Regions from separate parts of the Homo sapiens genome. Here region 1 is linked to region 2. A link is a contact called in ENCODE Hi-C or POLR2A ChIA-PET data. All regions are on one chromosome and are shown on one strand. Each heading gives the region's core, a stretch centred on a gene start or an enhancer-like site at or near the end of the contact. The rest is flanking DNA. Distances are from core to core; before and after follow the strand shown. Region 1 has its middle 31 kb from the start of LINC03108. Region 2 has its middle 13 kb from the start of LINC01354.

Region 1 (3,677 bases), core at 777-3,276, 470 kb before region 2:
ATTCAACTCCAGATTGGTTTTTGTTTTCATTTTTCTCTTCCTCTTGAATGCTGAGACTGGTCCTGCATCTGTGATGTATGGAAGAGGGATTCAGTTGGCTTTGCTAAGCAGTGTTTTCCTCTCCCCCGCCCTTCTTCCCTTCTTTTCAGATTTAATGAATTTCTGGCCTTCTTTGAAGGTTTTCTGGGTCACATGCTTTCTAGTTGCTATTGTGGAATAGTAAATGAGGCCTAGTTTTGCTTGTGGCAGATCCTGCTCTCTGGACACAGAGTTCCTGGTGGAGCAGTCTAATCTGGGTTGCTGGGTTGGTCGATGGTCCCCCAGACTGACCCTTCTGTCCCTGGGGTTGTCAGGGATTTTCTTGGCTGCAGATTCCTGCCCCAGTGGAGGCAGCTCTGAGCAGGCAAGCAGGAGCTAGCAGGCCTGTGCATTCTCTGAATGGCCAGAAGGGTCCTTTTGAAGGTTTTTCTTTATTTTCCTGAGTGTGGCCACCAGTGGAGTGTCCTGGAGAGCCCCAGGGGTGCAGTTCAGCAGCAGGACAGTCAGTCCCCCATCGGCATGGAGATGGAGTGTTCTGTGTGTGGATTGACCCTCTGGCGTCGTTGTTCCTGTTCAAACATTGCCTGTTTCTCTAAGGGGAAACATGAGCATTGGCGTTTCCTTTCTGGGTTGGAGGTGGAGAATTTCATCCCCACCCTACTCTGCGGATTCATTCCGTTTTAGTTGTCTGGCTTTGCCCGGGGCAGAGGCTGCTGACTGGTGAAAGCACCCTCTGAAAGCAAGTTTTTTGTTTTCTACTGTCCTCTGACCTTGGGACGGGCTATGATAGTCCTCAAAACCCTCACAAGCATGGTTTCCATGAGAGCCTTGCAACATTCCCTTGAGCCGGGCAGGGCAGGCAGCCATGTGGACATTTTAGAGATGAGGAAAGTGGGGCTGTGGCCAGACTCTTTGCGGCCAGACTCTTTCTGGCCAGGTTGTTCCACCTGGCTCTCCGGCTCGAGTCTGTCCAGCTTTCAGTCCTGCTGGTCTGTCTGCATAGGGGCTGCTTCTAGAAGACCAGGCGAGAGGATGTGGGTATGAGGGAGGAGCTGAGGCGCACAGGAAGAGCAGATGGCCTGTCTCTCTCCAGTATCTGCTAGTCACTACCTGGAAACCAGCAATGATGATGTAACCACAAGCATTATTCAGTGATGGCCGCCTTCCTTGTGTGGGTGGGACCGCAACACCGCCTGGGCTGGGGAATCCCATTGGTGACAACACAGCATCCTTTTGAGCTGACGCGGCAACAGATGCCCCAGACCAGCTCTGCGTCTGACAGCATCTCTGTGAAGCGTGTGCAGGGGACAGCAGACATCAGAGCTCTCCTGTAAATCACCTCCGCAAAGGCTCTTTGTGGTCGATTCACTGATGACTCATTTATAATCTGGTTTCAACATTGTGAGTCAAAATGCACCACTTTCATTAAAAATAACATTCACTGGGGTCTAACGGCTTTCTTTTTTCTGTTTTTTACTGTACTGTGTGGTTTCTGGATGGGAAGCTGTCAGATGGCAGGCGAGGTGTTCCGAGGGACTTGAGCATAATCGTGCAACGACTCAGGTGTGGATTGAACAAATAGTCCCGAATACCTGCTGTGGGTCCTGCAGACTTCTGGGCCATGGAAGTGTGTGGGTAGTCGGCGTGGGTGTGTGTGGGGGTGTGTGCAAGTATCAGGATCACCTGGGATGCTTGTTAAAAATACAGATTCCTGGGCTTCACCCCATATCTCTGAGGGTGGGGCCTTGTCAAATTCCTCAGGAGCTTTTTAGGTACAATAGAGTCAAGAGCCTTGACTCTGGGTGAGAGAGAATGGGAACTCCCTTCAAGCAGACCCTCCCTACAAACGGAGCAACCAGAGGAGAGGCAGGTCGACTGCAAGGCTGAGAGGGGTGGATGGGGGAGGTGAGAGAGGAAAAGGCAGGGGCGGGGGAACACCCGAGGTGGAGCGGGCCAACAGAGTCCCCATGGGAGAGTTGACTAAAAGCCCCGGCTTGATGCAAGGAACCCACAGTCTTTCTGGTTTGGGGACCAAATCTTGGGCATCCCCTACTTCCTTGGTTAAAAAAATTAAACATACAGAAACGGTTTAGTGGGCATTCTGCAGGGTAAAAAGCCCCTGCTGCATGGCCATGTTTTTATATTTTATGTTCTTTAGCAATGTTAGAAACTTCACTGGGAAAAGCACTTTAAAAAGATATAGTTGAGGGGAATGGGACGTGGGGAGTTATTGTTGAATGGGTGCAGAGTTTCAATTTTACAAGATGAAAGTGCCTGGAGATGGTTAGCGGCGATGGCTGTATAGCAGTGGGAATGCATGTCACACCACTGAACAACGTGCTTAAAAATGGTTACGATGGAGGCCAGGCACGGTGGCTGACACGTGTAATCCCAGCACTTTGGGTGGCGGAGGCGGGCTGATCACTTGAGGTCAGGAGTTTTGAGACCAGTCTGGCTAACATGGTGAAACCCTGTCTCTACTAAAAATACAAAAATTAGCCAGGCATGGTGGCGGGCACCTGTAATCCCAGCTACTCGGGAGGCTGAGGCAGGAGAATCACTTGAAACCCAGAGACGGAGTTTGCAGTGAGCTGAGATCGCACCACTGAACTCCAGCCTGGGTGACAGAGTGAGACGCTGTCTCAAAAAAAAAAGGTTAAGATGGTAAATTTTCTGTTATGTGTATTTTACTTACTACAATTTTTAAAAAATTGGAAAAAGAAAGATATGGTTGAGTCTGACTTGGATGAAAGTCTACAGGCCTCCTGCTGATGGTCTCAGCGGCTCCTGGGAAACTACCGTTTGTTTCAGCCATCTGTAACTTGATTTGTTGTTCAGAAGTTTGCCAAGACTTCTCCATGCAAAGCCAGGTGTAAGTTTAACCTGAGCCACGTGGGTCCCCCCACCTTTCCGCCTCCGATGGATCTTCTCTCCAAGGGCTCCGGTGCTCAGGCCCTCATAGCATGGGAAATCAGAAGGGATGTTTGGGTGGGAGGCTTGGCATGGAGGGTGGACATTTTGCTACAGATGGCCTTGCCCTCACGGAAGGCCATTGTTATTCCGCGTCTGCCCCCTGGCCGGGTCCAGCCACCTGAGCCTTCCTGAGCTCCCAGCTCTCAGTTGCAGCCAGCGCCCAACGCCTTCCTGCGGCACCTCCACAGACCTCGCCTCTTTGCCCTGACTCCTCTCATTCTCTGTTTTCCAGACTATCCCCAAGCCCTGCCTGTGGCTGCCTCCTCCCTCCATAGCATCCCTGCTCTGCCATGGCTCCCCTATTTGGGACAAGACCTTTGTGTGGGCCTCAAGATGTAGGCAGGTCTCTGCTCAGTGGCCCAGCTTTTGGTCGACACCTGCAAATGTGTCTAAAACTCATCTCAACCTCTTCCCCAACACCAGTCTTCCCTTTGATCCCACCCTCCATCTGCTCTTCTCTCAGCATTCCTGAGAGTTTCTGCAAGTTGCCCCAGCCAGAAACCAGGGTGCCAGGCATCACTCTTCCTGCCCGGTTCCCAGCTCCCACCAGCAGTGCCTCCTTGGCAGCTCTAGAATCCCCACTGCCTCTGGTCTAGTTCATGCCTCCATCACTTCTTCTCTGGACCACTGCAGTAGTCTCCTAAGTGACTGTAGCCATCTGAATA
Region 2 (3,553 bases), core at 889-3,388:
TTAATTTTGTTGAAATGATCATATTTTGGATATACCAGGGTTAAATAACATGACAGAGAAATTATATTAAAGTTTATTTAACCTGTTTCTTTACTTTTTGGATGTGACTACTAGGATATTGTAAATTCCATAGTGGGTCAGGTGAGGTGGTTCACGCCTGTAATCCCAGTGCTTTGGGAGGCCGAGGTGGAAAGATCGCTTGAGGCCAGGATTTTGAGACCAGCCATCTCTACAAAAAATTTAAAAATTAGCTGGGTGTGATGTCTCACACCTGTAGTCCCAGCTACATGGGAGGCTGAGGTGGGAGGATCGCTAAAGCCCAGGAGTTCAAGGCTTCAGTGAGCTATGATTGCCTCACTGCACTCCAGCCTAGGTGACAAAGTGAAACCCTGTCTCTATAGAAATAATAATAAATAAATAAATTGCATCGTGGCTCGCGTCATATTTCTATCGGACAGACTGGTCTACAGGATTGCGTGTATGAGTCTGCATGAAACACCAATGACTTGTCAAAACTCTCCTCAGCCTGAGCAAATGATTTCATCCCACTAATACCCACACTGAAACAAAGTGAAACTGGCTAGGTACGCACAGACTTTGGCCTCTGCCTGGTCCGTGGCCCCTCTTGGGTATGATGCTGAGGACACCAGCTGGAATTGCTCACATTTTTTCCCTCTGCACACAGAGCACATGAAGCTCTGTCCTTTCTTTGCCTTGAATGGCACTAGCATTTCTTTCTTGAGCAAGGTGCTTCGTCATTCCTCTGAGGAAGGCAGGTGATGAAACCGTGACACAGAAAAATGGCCTGCTCCCTCCAAGGCCATTCCCAAAGGCCGTGGCCGAGCAGAGCCAAGCATGCCATCTACCATGAAGCTGACCACCCTCAACTGCCTGGACGTTCTTTTCTGGCTAACGATCTTACAGCAGTGGACAGATTCAACACACAGGCTTCCAGGGGAAAGGATGGTGGTGTCCGATAGTCTCTGACCCCTCCCATGATCATAGTATTCAACCCTCCCTGGGCTCAGTGACTTATTTCCTCCTCTTGGAGGTGGGAAGTGCTATAGTATTCCTCTTTGATGATTTAAAAGTGGTATATGCCTTTTACTCTTTCCTCTTTATATCCAGCCCTCTCCTTTCTCTGTGCTGCTTTTACACCAGTTTCCATAGTAACAACCTCTATTGTATCCCTGACTGAGAAGGGAAATCATGCAGATGTTCGAAGGGATACAACACCTTCCAGCAGCTATTTTGATGCACCGGCTCCTTATCTCCCTCACTAATTTTCTCGTCCTTCTCTTCTCCTTACTGCTGCCCCTTCCTCCAAATACTTACAAACCCATCCCAAGCTCCCTGTCTCCCCAGTGTGAGCCTGGGGGAGTGGGCAGGGAGAAGGAGAGTGCTGGCAGAGGAGGGAGAGGTCTCATTACGAATCTTAATCTTTCAGGTGGCTTCAGACAGAATGACAGGCACCAGTCCCGGACAGGACACGCACAACACAAAAGCTATGGGAGGTAGAATCAAAAGTACCAGAGCCCAAGAGCCGTGGAAGATGGCTCTCCGATTGCCTTCAGACAAGCACCCTTACCTGAATGCTTGCAGAATAAACAGACTGCCTGAACTATCTGTGCCACCAACCCCACCCCGCTCGCTCCTGCCCCAGCCTCATGAATAGCTCCTGCACCATATCTGTGAGTTTGAAGGTCTGTCTTCCTTCTACGCATTTCCCTTGGAGAGATCAGCCACCTTTTCTGATGGGCAGGGCAGAGGTGGAAATACAGCGCACGCACACACACACACACACACACACACACACACACACACACACACACACCAGGGCTTTGAAGACCTGCAACAACAGAGTTGCCCACCTTTCCTCCAGCAGCCAGGCTCAGCCGGCCACCTGGGAAGGCAGGAGGAATGGGGGTTCATCAGTCATCTCCCGAAATTGTTTGATGAGTTCTTTGCACCATTCCTCCTTGGAACTGGACATGATTCTTTTGATTACACAAGCCTGACAGCCGATCATAATAACCATGTAACTGAAGAGAACCTATTCCTGTCCAGCGGCATTATTTGTTCACCTAAAGCAAAGCCTGAGCTATATTTAGCATATGATGTCAGCGGGTTGTTTGGATTCTTGGAAATTGGCAGGAAGCCACCTCTCACATGATATATGAAATCACTGATAAATGCTTCTTTTCACCAAAAGAAAAACAGCTTAATAAATGTGGCCCTTTTCTGCTTTCATCTTCCCTCCCTTCCCTTGGCCCTCCCTCCCTCCCTCCCTCTCCTGCACCCTCCTTCCTTCCAGCCAGCCCCTCTCCCTCCACCGCCTCCCACCCCTGCCACATCTGGGATTTGTCTTTCTGTGGCACAGCTCAGCAGAGCCTGTGAAGTGGAAATGAGTTGCTCAGTATCACAGATCAAAATGAGGCTGTTGGGATGCTCAGGATGTTTTTTTCCTCTCCTCAAGCCTGGAAGGCTGCCAAAGTGCTCGTGAATCAGACGCACATGCACAAAAAGGCAAATCTATACAGCAGTGGCTTTATGGGGCCCGGTATTGACGGCATAGCACTAGCTCTGGGTTGCTGTTTTGCAGGCAAGGATGGGAAATAGATAGTGATTCAGGACTGCCATTAAGTGTGGAAACAGCCCCTGTACAGATTGTATGTAATAAACCCAGCACAGAGAGAAGCTGTAAGCAGCTCTGGATTTGCTGCCCTGGATCAGCCACGAGGCCCATCAAGTTCAAGCTCCCGATAGGTGTGGTGGTTAATACCTGGTGCTCTATCTTCCCCATCCTGCACTGAGTCCATTATACTAAAGCTGTCAGAGGGGTTGGAAGGGGTTGTGTGTGTGGAATTAAATTAATTCTTGCCCTCCTGTGGAGATCAGTTTATATGGCCTGAAGCACAAGATTTAATTACCCTTATCTTAGCTCGTGTAAAAACCAATGTCATTATTGATCATGGATTCACCAGGTCCCTTTCACAATCAGCTGTAACATTTAACTCAGTGACCCCCTGCAGGCCACGGGAAATGGGGGAGCAGCAGCTCCCAGTGGTGGTTTATTGACATTTATTTGTCCTCAGCTTCATCCAGTGGCCTCCTGTCTGCCACTGGAAGATACTGTGAAGACAAGAGAGGGGCTTGTTTCAGCCCTTTAGTATCTTGGATACCTTCATGATAGTCCCTTCTAACACAGGCTCTGTCAAGGCCAAGCAATCCTGGCATGGGTGATATCAGCCGGCCTATGAGGGACCTGCAGAGTTTCAAAAACAGCACCGTGACACTGACTGCAACTGGCCTTTCTCCCACACGCACACATGCGCAGAGCTAGCTCGTCTTCATCCTGGATGGGAGAGAAAAACAAAAAGGAAGGAGGAGGGAGGGAGAGCAAACCATGTCTGTATTCTTGATGTAACTGCCTCAATTTTTTACTGGGGTGAGGAATGGATGCAGCAATGAATAGACAGGTGAACAGACAAACAGGTGAATGGACGGATGCTTACATTAATTAATCAACAGTGAGAAATCCCACAAAATGAAC

Evidence for each region. A loop is a pair of places that touch in the nucleus more often than their neighbours do. ChIA-PET counts read pairs that join two places held with the same protein, here RNA polymerase II (POLR2A). Pooled maps may share reads with other maps.
Region 1: a pooled map shows a loop between it and region 2 (5-fold over the local background). The contact joins two enhancer-like sites. A Hi-C loop is called at or near these places in 4 of 50 pooled maps. POLR2A ChIA-PET finds 5 or more read pairs at or near these places in 3 of 52 experiments (MCF 10A, OCI-LY7 and activated CD8-positive, alpha-beta memory T cell).

The regions. Positions count from the first base shown.
Region 1 is chr1:235,009,605-235,013,281 of GRCh38, reverse strand. No RefSeq gene overlaps it. Among named protein-coding and RNA genes, the nearest start is that of LINC03108, 31 kb to the right of the region's middle. RefSeq lists enhancers at 509-688, 899-968, 635-1,135, 1,086-1,380, 979-1,568. Within about 2 kb of position 2,026, at least 26 of the 41 ENCODE cell types and tissues checked have a DNase peak (open chromatin) inside an H3K27ac peak, as active enhancers do.
Region 2 is chr1:234,543,281-234,546,833 of GRCh38, reverse strand. No RefSeq gene overlaps it. Among named protein-coding and RNA genes, the nearest start is that of LINC01354, 13 kb to the right of the region's middle. Within about 2 kb of position 2,138, at least 26 of the 41 ENCODE cell types and tissues checked have a DNase peak (open chromatin) inside an H3K27ac peak, as active enhancers do.